Linked DNA regions of Homo sapiens: region 2 is linked to region 1. Evidence: chromatin contacts called from ENCODE Hi-C data. All regions are on one chromosome and are shown on one strand. Each heading gives the region's core, a stretch centred on a gene start or an enhancer-like site at or near the end of the contact. The rest is flanking DNA. Distances are from core to core; before and after follow the strand shown.

Region 1 (3,383 bases), core at 278-2,777:
ACCTTATAAATTCGCTGACCGTCATCACCCCTCTTTCTGGATGGCAACTGTCTGGTTTTCTCTGGGAAGCATCTGTTCTGCGAAAAAGACCTCATATCTTCTCAGTTAATACAGAGTGTTCACACATATGTGATCTGCTCCACAATACTGAGGACAGAGTTGTCTTCTTCCCAGTTTCACGGATAGGGAAGCTTTGGGGTGGGGGCAGTGTTACCTGACTAAGGAGGCTTTGGGGCGGGAGTAGTGTTCAGCTGACTTGCTCAGGAAGAGCGTTCTTGAACTCTGTTCCTGGTCTCTGATCCCCTGTCAATGTCACAGCTAAATGCTCTCATTTTGCACAATAAGTGTGTGCATTGGAATAAATTGTGTTAAATAAGTGAATCAACTCATGGGCAAACAATTAAATGCAAAATGACAACTCAATAATTAGAGCTATTTGAACATCAGCCAGAGAGAACTAACACAAAAATAAACAGGAGGAGGAGAGGGAAGAGGGAGGAACAAAGGAGAGAAGAAGTGCACCTGTGGTTCCTAGTGGTCACTGTTCGATTAGATTCTACTTCCCCATCATGTGCTGGGCACCGGGCTGGGCACTGAGACTCAGAGGTGACTCAGCAGAAGTCCCCCAGGGACCCACTCGCTTTGTCATAGCTCCTCTACACCGTGTCGACCTGCCAGAAACTGGCAGTGAGGGATGAACTTGTCTCTGGGGCTAAGCCATGCTGGTTTTTTCACCATCACACACGATAGGACTCCAAGGTCTTCCAGCGTTCTGATCACACCCTCCGTGAGACACGCTGAGTTTGCCGGTGATCTCCAATGCAGGGTGCTTCATCATTTATAAGATGCTTCCACATTCCATGTCTCATATGTGCCTCGAAATCCCTCTGAGAAGAAGGTACTGTAACCAGCTCCATCTTGTAGAAGAGGTAAATTTACCCTCAGAGGGGCAAATAACTTGCCCAACGTCAAGTAACTAATAAGAGACCAAGCCAAGACCTGAACTCAGGTCTTCATAGCTCCAAATCTAGCTTTTCACCCTTCCCAGTTGCCTCTAGGTCCCGTGCCAGACACCTCATTTATGCACACATACATATGTCTAACTTGGCACATAGAGGCCAGACAAATTTGGAACTGGGTACAATTCAAATTCGTGGGTACAATTCAAATTCGCCTTGACTCTGACTGTGTGAGCAATGTGTGCCCTTTGAAGGAAACTATTTGCACCTGTTTCCGAGAGAGATCTGAAATGGGTGAAGTAATGCCTATGGATGAGACTTGTAAATTGCTGAGCCACGCAAACATGGGTTAATGCCAAGGTCGAGGCTGCTCTGTGTCTGCTAGCCAGCAGGAAATAGAACTGGGGCACAGATAATGCCACAAGACCTCCTAGGACTCTCTCCAGACTGCCCAGCTGACAGTCCCCCACCCCGGCCCCTTCCACATCTTCACCATATCCTAAAGCCACCATGCCTCCATCAACAAAAATATAGTTTAAAATACATTTGATGACTCTCAGTAAAGAACAGAACGGCGCATGGCGCCCTGGCATCTTAGCAGGTGTAGGTTCTGCCAAAGGAAGCCCTTGTGGCTTTCAGCAGCATTGCACACTTCTTCAAAAGTGAAAACTGAATCTCACCTTCTCGGTAGACACTAAACCAGAAAGCGAGTTTCAGATCTATATTTTGAAGTGTTTCGTGAAGCACTCCACTGGAAATAGAGATGCCTTTGCTTTTTACCAAATGCACAGAGTAGCCGGTTTCTAAGCTCTGGAGGTGATCCTGTTTTTTTCAGGGATGTGGTTCCAAGGGGTAACATTGAGCTTTATAAGGAATTCTCTTACAAATGTTGTTTTCCCAATAACTAATGGTCCCATTCAAACCTGAGTACATTGCCTTTTAAATTTCTAAGTGGTTTAATAATAGAACCGCTCCATTAACTCTGACACATGCTTGGGAATCAAGCAAAGAAATGAAGAGACGGCTGGAAAAACAAGCAACCGCAGCCGTGTGCGCTCCTGAGTCCTAAATGCTAGCGAGCTCAGCGGCTGAGATTTTATATCAAAAAGCCATGACCGGGAGCTCTTTGTCTGTGTGGGTCACAGAAGGATCGTCCTAACTTCTCTGCTCCTCCCAAGCCAGCCCCCTCCTTCCCTACAGAAAGGCCATCCTCCACTCCCTCCCGTCACCGCACCCACTATCTCCTGCTTTCTTCCCCTAAGAGTTCAGGCGTCCCTCCTGCTGTTTCAAACACTCCCTGGCCTGGCTACTATGAGGGACTGCAGTTTATTCACCAAGAACAGCTCTAGCTTCACTTCATTCCTCTCTCCTTCTGGAAAAGATTTAAGACCACAATTCACAGAATTAGCCCTGCTTTCCGATAGAATCCAATCCAAGGAGGAAAGCTCCGCATCCTTAAAACCTCTTCCAAATCCCCTAATGCAGCCCAAGTGAGCAGGTCCTTCCTGAACCCCTCTCCTGAGACACCCCAGGGCCTTGCGCAGTGTGCTCCCTTCCTGGTTGCAATGAGCCCAGGGTTGTTCAGATGCTGGTCTGTGGCTTGAGCTGAAGGGCACTGACCACATCCTCATTTGTTTACAGAAGGGGTTTCGTGTGTGTGTGCGCGTGTGTGTGTGTGTTTGTGTGGGTGTGTGTATGTGTTTTCTTTACTTCTTCTTTTTTTTTTTTGACACAGGGTCTCGCTCTGTATCCAGGCTGAAGTGCAGTGTCGTTAACACAGCTGACTCACTGCAACCACCACCTCTCAGGCTCAAGCGATCCTCCCACCTCAGCCTCCCAAGTAGCTGGAACTATAGACACGCACCACCACACCCACCCAGCCAATTTTTTGGTTTTTTGTAGAGATGGGGTAGTGTCATGTTGCCCAGGTTGGTCTCAAATTCCTGGACTCAAGTGATCCTCCCACCTCGGCCTCCCAAAGTGCTGGAATTACAGACATAAGCCATGGTGCCCAATCCAGAAGGGATTTCATACATGCTTTTTGTAATGGAGTCTCACACCTATTATGACGATAGTGAGATTATTTTCATGTCTATAATGAACCACATTATCATCCCTCTAAACGCCTCCTCTCCTGGTAGGCTTTCCTGAACTACGTCTCTGCCACTTTCCTGCACGTAATCCTCTTCTTGATGCTTCTCTGATCCCCAAAGGAGAGCACCTGCAGGTTTCTGCTCTTGGTTTTTCTCTGTACATCGTCTCCCTCAGTTACTTCATCCCTGCCTATCTTATCCTCTCCCTTCCATGTGAAGAACTTCCACACCAGGGCTCCAGCCCTGACCTCTTCCAGCCACCTGCTGGACACCTGCTCCCTAACCCCGGTGTCCTGCCAGCATGTCAGCGTCAGCAGTCACACCAAGCCTG
Region 2 (3,487 bases), core at 314-2,813, 240 kb before region 1:
ATGAGCCACTGCACCAGGCCTAGTTGGTTTTTAGAATTCACCTTTCCTCTGTTTTTGAAAACTGAGCTGGCATTTCCTGTCTTCAGACTACTGGCCTCTTTTCTTTCTTTTTTTTTAAAACAGAGTCTCACTCTGTCCCCCAGGCTGGAGTGCAGTGGTGCGATCTTGGCTCACTGCAACCTCTACCTCCCAGGTTCAAGCAATTCTCATGCCTCAGCCTCTCGAGTAGCTGAAATTACAGGGGCCCACCACACCTGGCTAATTTTTGTATTTTTAGTAGAGACAGGGTTTCACCATGTTGGCCAGGCTGGTCTCAAACTCCTGACCTCAAGTGATCTGCCCTCCTCGGCCTCCCAAAGTGCTGGGATTACAGGTGTGAGCCACCACGCCCAGCCTCTCTTTTCAGTTGTCTTGATTTCTTAGGTGTTTTTGCATTTGACCTGTGCCGAGGCTCTCACGTTCTTTCACTTTCCCTGGTTAGAAATTTTCTAGTTCTCAAAGTGTAAACCTAACTAAATTGACCCAAAGGTTTTTACCCTCCCTCTCTTATCTGAAGATTGGAAATCCTGTGATGTGAGGAATATGGTCACAGAATTCATAAATTAAAGTTGAAGTAACTTTGGCAGACCAGTCAGATGAGCTGGTGAAGACCCAGGACTGATCTGATCAAAAAAATCAGCCCCCCATGTGGAATGAATAGGGTTCAGGTGAAACCTCCAGACCAGAAAAGGGGAGAGGGAGGGTCCTAACTCCCAGGCCGTGTGCTAAACACGGTACAGATCCACAGCCACCAAAAGTATCAGGCATTGTATTGTGGCCCGAGTAGTACTGGGGATAGCTGCCTCCAACTAGTTTAGTAACCTATGGAGCTCAATAGTTGTTCATTTCACAATCAGGTGCCTGCCTCCCTGCTGCGCCTGGCCACGTGGAAACCCCTGTAGCTCCCTGGCTGTGCAGGAGCAGCCACAGTGTGCCCCTCCCAGGACCACCATCCCCCTCACTGTCTCTGAGGCACCTGCGTGGACCGGGTCTGGATTGAGTCTCATTTCTCTGGATTCCCACGGCAGCCGGCGGCTGCCTCTCCCACACCCGTCACTCTGTGTCATGGAAAGCTGTGTGTTTGTCTTCATTCCCACCGAGTCTGAGCCACTCGAGGTCAGGGCCATGACCGTGAGCTACACGTCCTTGGCGCCCAGTGTGAGCCGTGTACAGTAGAGGCTGACTGACGTCTTGGAGGCAGAAGTGAGTACATAACTGACAATTGCTTAAAGTCGGCCGGGCCAAGGTTTACAGACCGGGAGGATCATCAGACGCGGGTGGGGCACAGTGGGGTGGGGGGAGGTTCCCAAGGCTGCTCATCAATGGAGTCTGGAGATGGCTGCCTAGGGGTAGCCTCTGAAACGTTCTGGAACAACCTCGTCCTGTCACAGCGTGGCTATGAGGGGACCCTCACCTGGAGGCCTTGGGTGATGTGTTAGTTTCACAGCCACACATCAGCATGGGCCTGTGTCCCCCAGGCCACACGTCGGCATGGGCCTGTGTCCCCCAACCCACGTGTCAGCATGGGCCTGTGTCCCCCAACCCACGCTTCAGCATGGGGCATGTCCCCCAGGCCATGCGTCGGCATGGGCCATGTCCCCCAACCCACGCGTCAGCATGGGCCCCGTGTCCCCCAACCCATGCTTCAGCATGGGGCATGTCCCCCAGGCCACGCGTCAGCATGGGCCATGTCCCCACATAGGTGAGTCCCTGATGCAGGTTGGGTCCCCGGGGAAGCTCACTCAGAGACAGAAGAGTGTTTATTGGTGGCGGGGCAGTGCTCTTGGGTTTAGGGTCTGTGAAGGGAGAGAAGGAAAGCCAGTGGGGTAGAGGGAGTCGTCGGGCAGTGATGCCCTAACCGCTGGTCCCTGGGGAAGCTCTGGAGCTGGCACACCCCTTCAGGGTTGTCCCGAGTGGAGCCTGGGGCCAGGCCTTTATCCACAGTGTGGGCCGCCACCAGGTGCAGGTGCCCAGGAGGGGCGTGTTATGGGTTGAATTGTGTCCCTCCAAAAAGATACATTCAAGTCCCAAGCCCCGCTACGTGTGAATGTGACAAATCCACTGTAGAAACCAGCATTCAGATCTCAGGTCTGCACAGCTGAAATCAGCATTCAGATCTCAGCTCTGCACAGCCGAAACCAGCATTCAGATCTCAGGTCTGCACAGCCGAAACCAGCATTCAGATCTCATCTCTGCACAGCTGAAACTAGCATTCAGATCTCATCTCTGCACAGCCGAAACCAGCATTCAGGTCTCAGGTCTGCACAGCCGAAACCAGCATTCAGATATCATCTCTGCACAGCCGAAACCAGCATTCAGATCTCATCTCTGCACAGCCGAAACCAGCATTCAGATCTCAGGTCTGCACAACCAAAACCAGCGTTCAGATGTCAGCTCTGCACAACCACAACCAGCATTCAGATGTCAGCTCTGCACAACCACAACCAGCATTCAGATCTCAATTCTGCACAACTGTGATCACTATTGAGAGCAGTGACTGTTACATGGATTTAGAGACACGTTGTGGGGGTTATACGACCACGTATTACTGTGCAAAAAGACGTCACTCAAGCCCATTAGTGCAGAGGTTCCTTTAACTGTGGAGGATTAAATCAAGGAATCAGAGATTGTTTACGCCGGAAGGGACTTTGAGGTGTTCACTTAATTGGAAAGCAGGTCATCGTGGGCCCTCCATGGGTGTTGGTATCCACTGAAACTCCAAATCCCATCCAGGGGAGGCTGACACAGGCACCAGGTGTAAGGCCCCACCCCAGCCGGGCTCACCTCTGCGGGCAAGCCTGGGGCCTGGCCGGGAAGCCCAGCATGGTGCGTGTGAATGCTGTGGTGGGGGGGCGCCCCAAACTCCCCCTCCAAGACAGAGGCACAGGCATCGCCTCCCAGGACTCACCTGGAGGGGGCTGCCTGGCGTAAGCTCATGCTCCTCCCGTGCCACCTGCTTTAGTGGCTGATTGCTATGCCAGGTAACGTCAGGGCCACCTGCCTGATTCAGGCTGCTGTGCAGCCGCGCAGACTCAGAGCTGCCTGTGAGCCTGGCTGAGGCCTTTACTGCTCATTCCCACTGCCCTCACCCCTGGCGGGGGCTGGTCTCCAGGGCACCCCCATAATCCACTTGCACCCAGATCTCCGTCTCCAAGTGCGCTCCAAACCCAGCCCCAGCGTGTGGACAATGGCATCCTTCTTGCACATGCTGGGGTAATTGATGGCTGTATCTGCTCTGAGACGGCAGAGTGGGCTAGCTCCCAGCCCCAACAAACGGCCCTCTGCGCCCTCCACACACACTCAGCATAGGCTCAGCAGCCTGGGGAAGAAGAAAGCCGCTCTGCTCCGTGCTCTGGGTGCCCAGCCCTGTGAACAGCACGGGGTGTCCCCACGGCTCACTGTGCCTCCTCCTGGCCCATGTCCACTCCGGCATGCTGTTCACAGACAC

The links. Hi-C counts contacts between places; a loop is a spot of excess contacts on that map. Pooled maps may share reads with other maps.
Region 2: a loop to region 1 is called in a map with no recorded cell type, with 12 times the contacts of the local background. The contact joins two enhancer-like sites. A Hi-C loop is called at or near these places in 9 of 37 single-sample maps with no recorded cell type and 5 of 50 pooled maps.

What each region holds. Positions count from the first base shown.
Region 1 is chr2:10,863,280-10,866,662 of GRCh38, reverse strand. No RefSeq gene overlaps it. Among named protein-coding and RNA genes, the nearest start is that of LINC01954, 13 kb to the left of the region's middle. RefSeq lists silencers at 1,531-1,700, 2,731-2,780. Within about 2 kb of position 1,527, at least 3 of the 41 ENCODE cell types and tissues checked have a DNase peak (open chromatin) inside an H3K27ac peak, as active enhancers do.
Region 2 is chr2:11,103,072-11,106,558 of GRCh38, reverse strand. It overlaps FLJ33534 (Putative uncharacterized protein FLJ33534), which reads left to right. Exons shown (of 9, transcript NR_040080.1): 8 at 897-1,242. Among named protein-coding and RNA genes, the nearest start is that of FLJ33534, 27 kb to the left of the region's middle. RefSeq lists enhancers at 1,113-1,612, 2,421-2,570, 2,591-2,760, 2,771-2,850. Within about 2 kb of position 1,563, at least 3 of the 41 ENCODE cell types and tissues checked have a DNase peak (open chromatin) inside an H3K27ac peak, as active enhancers do.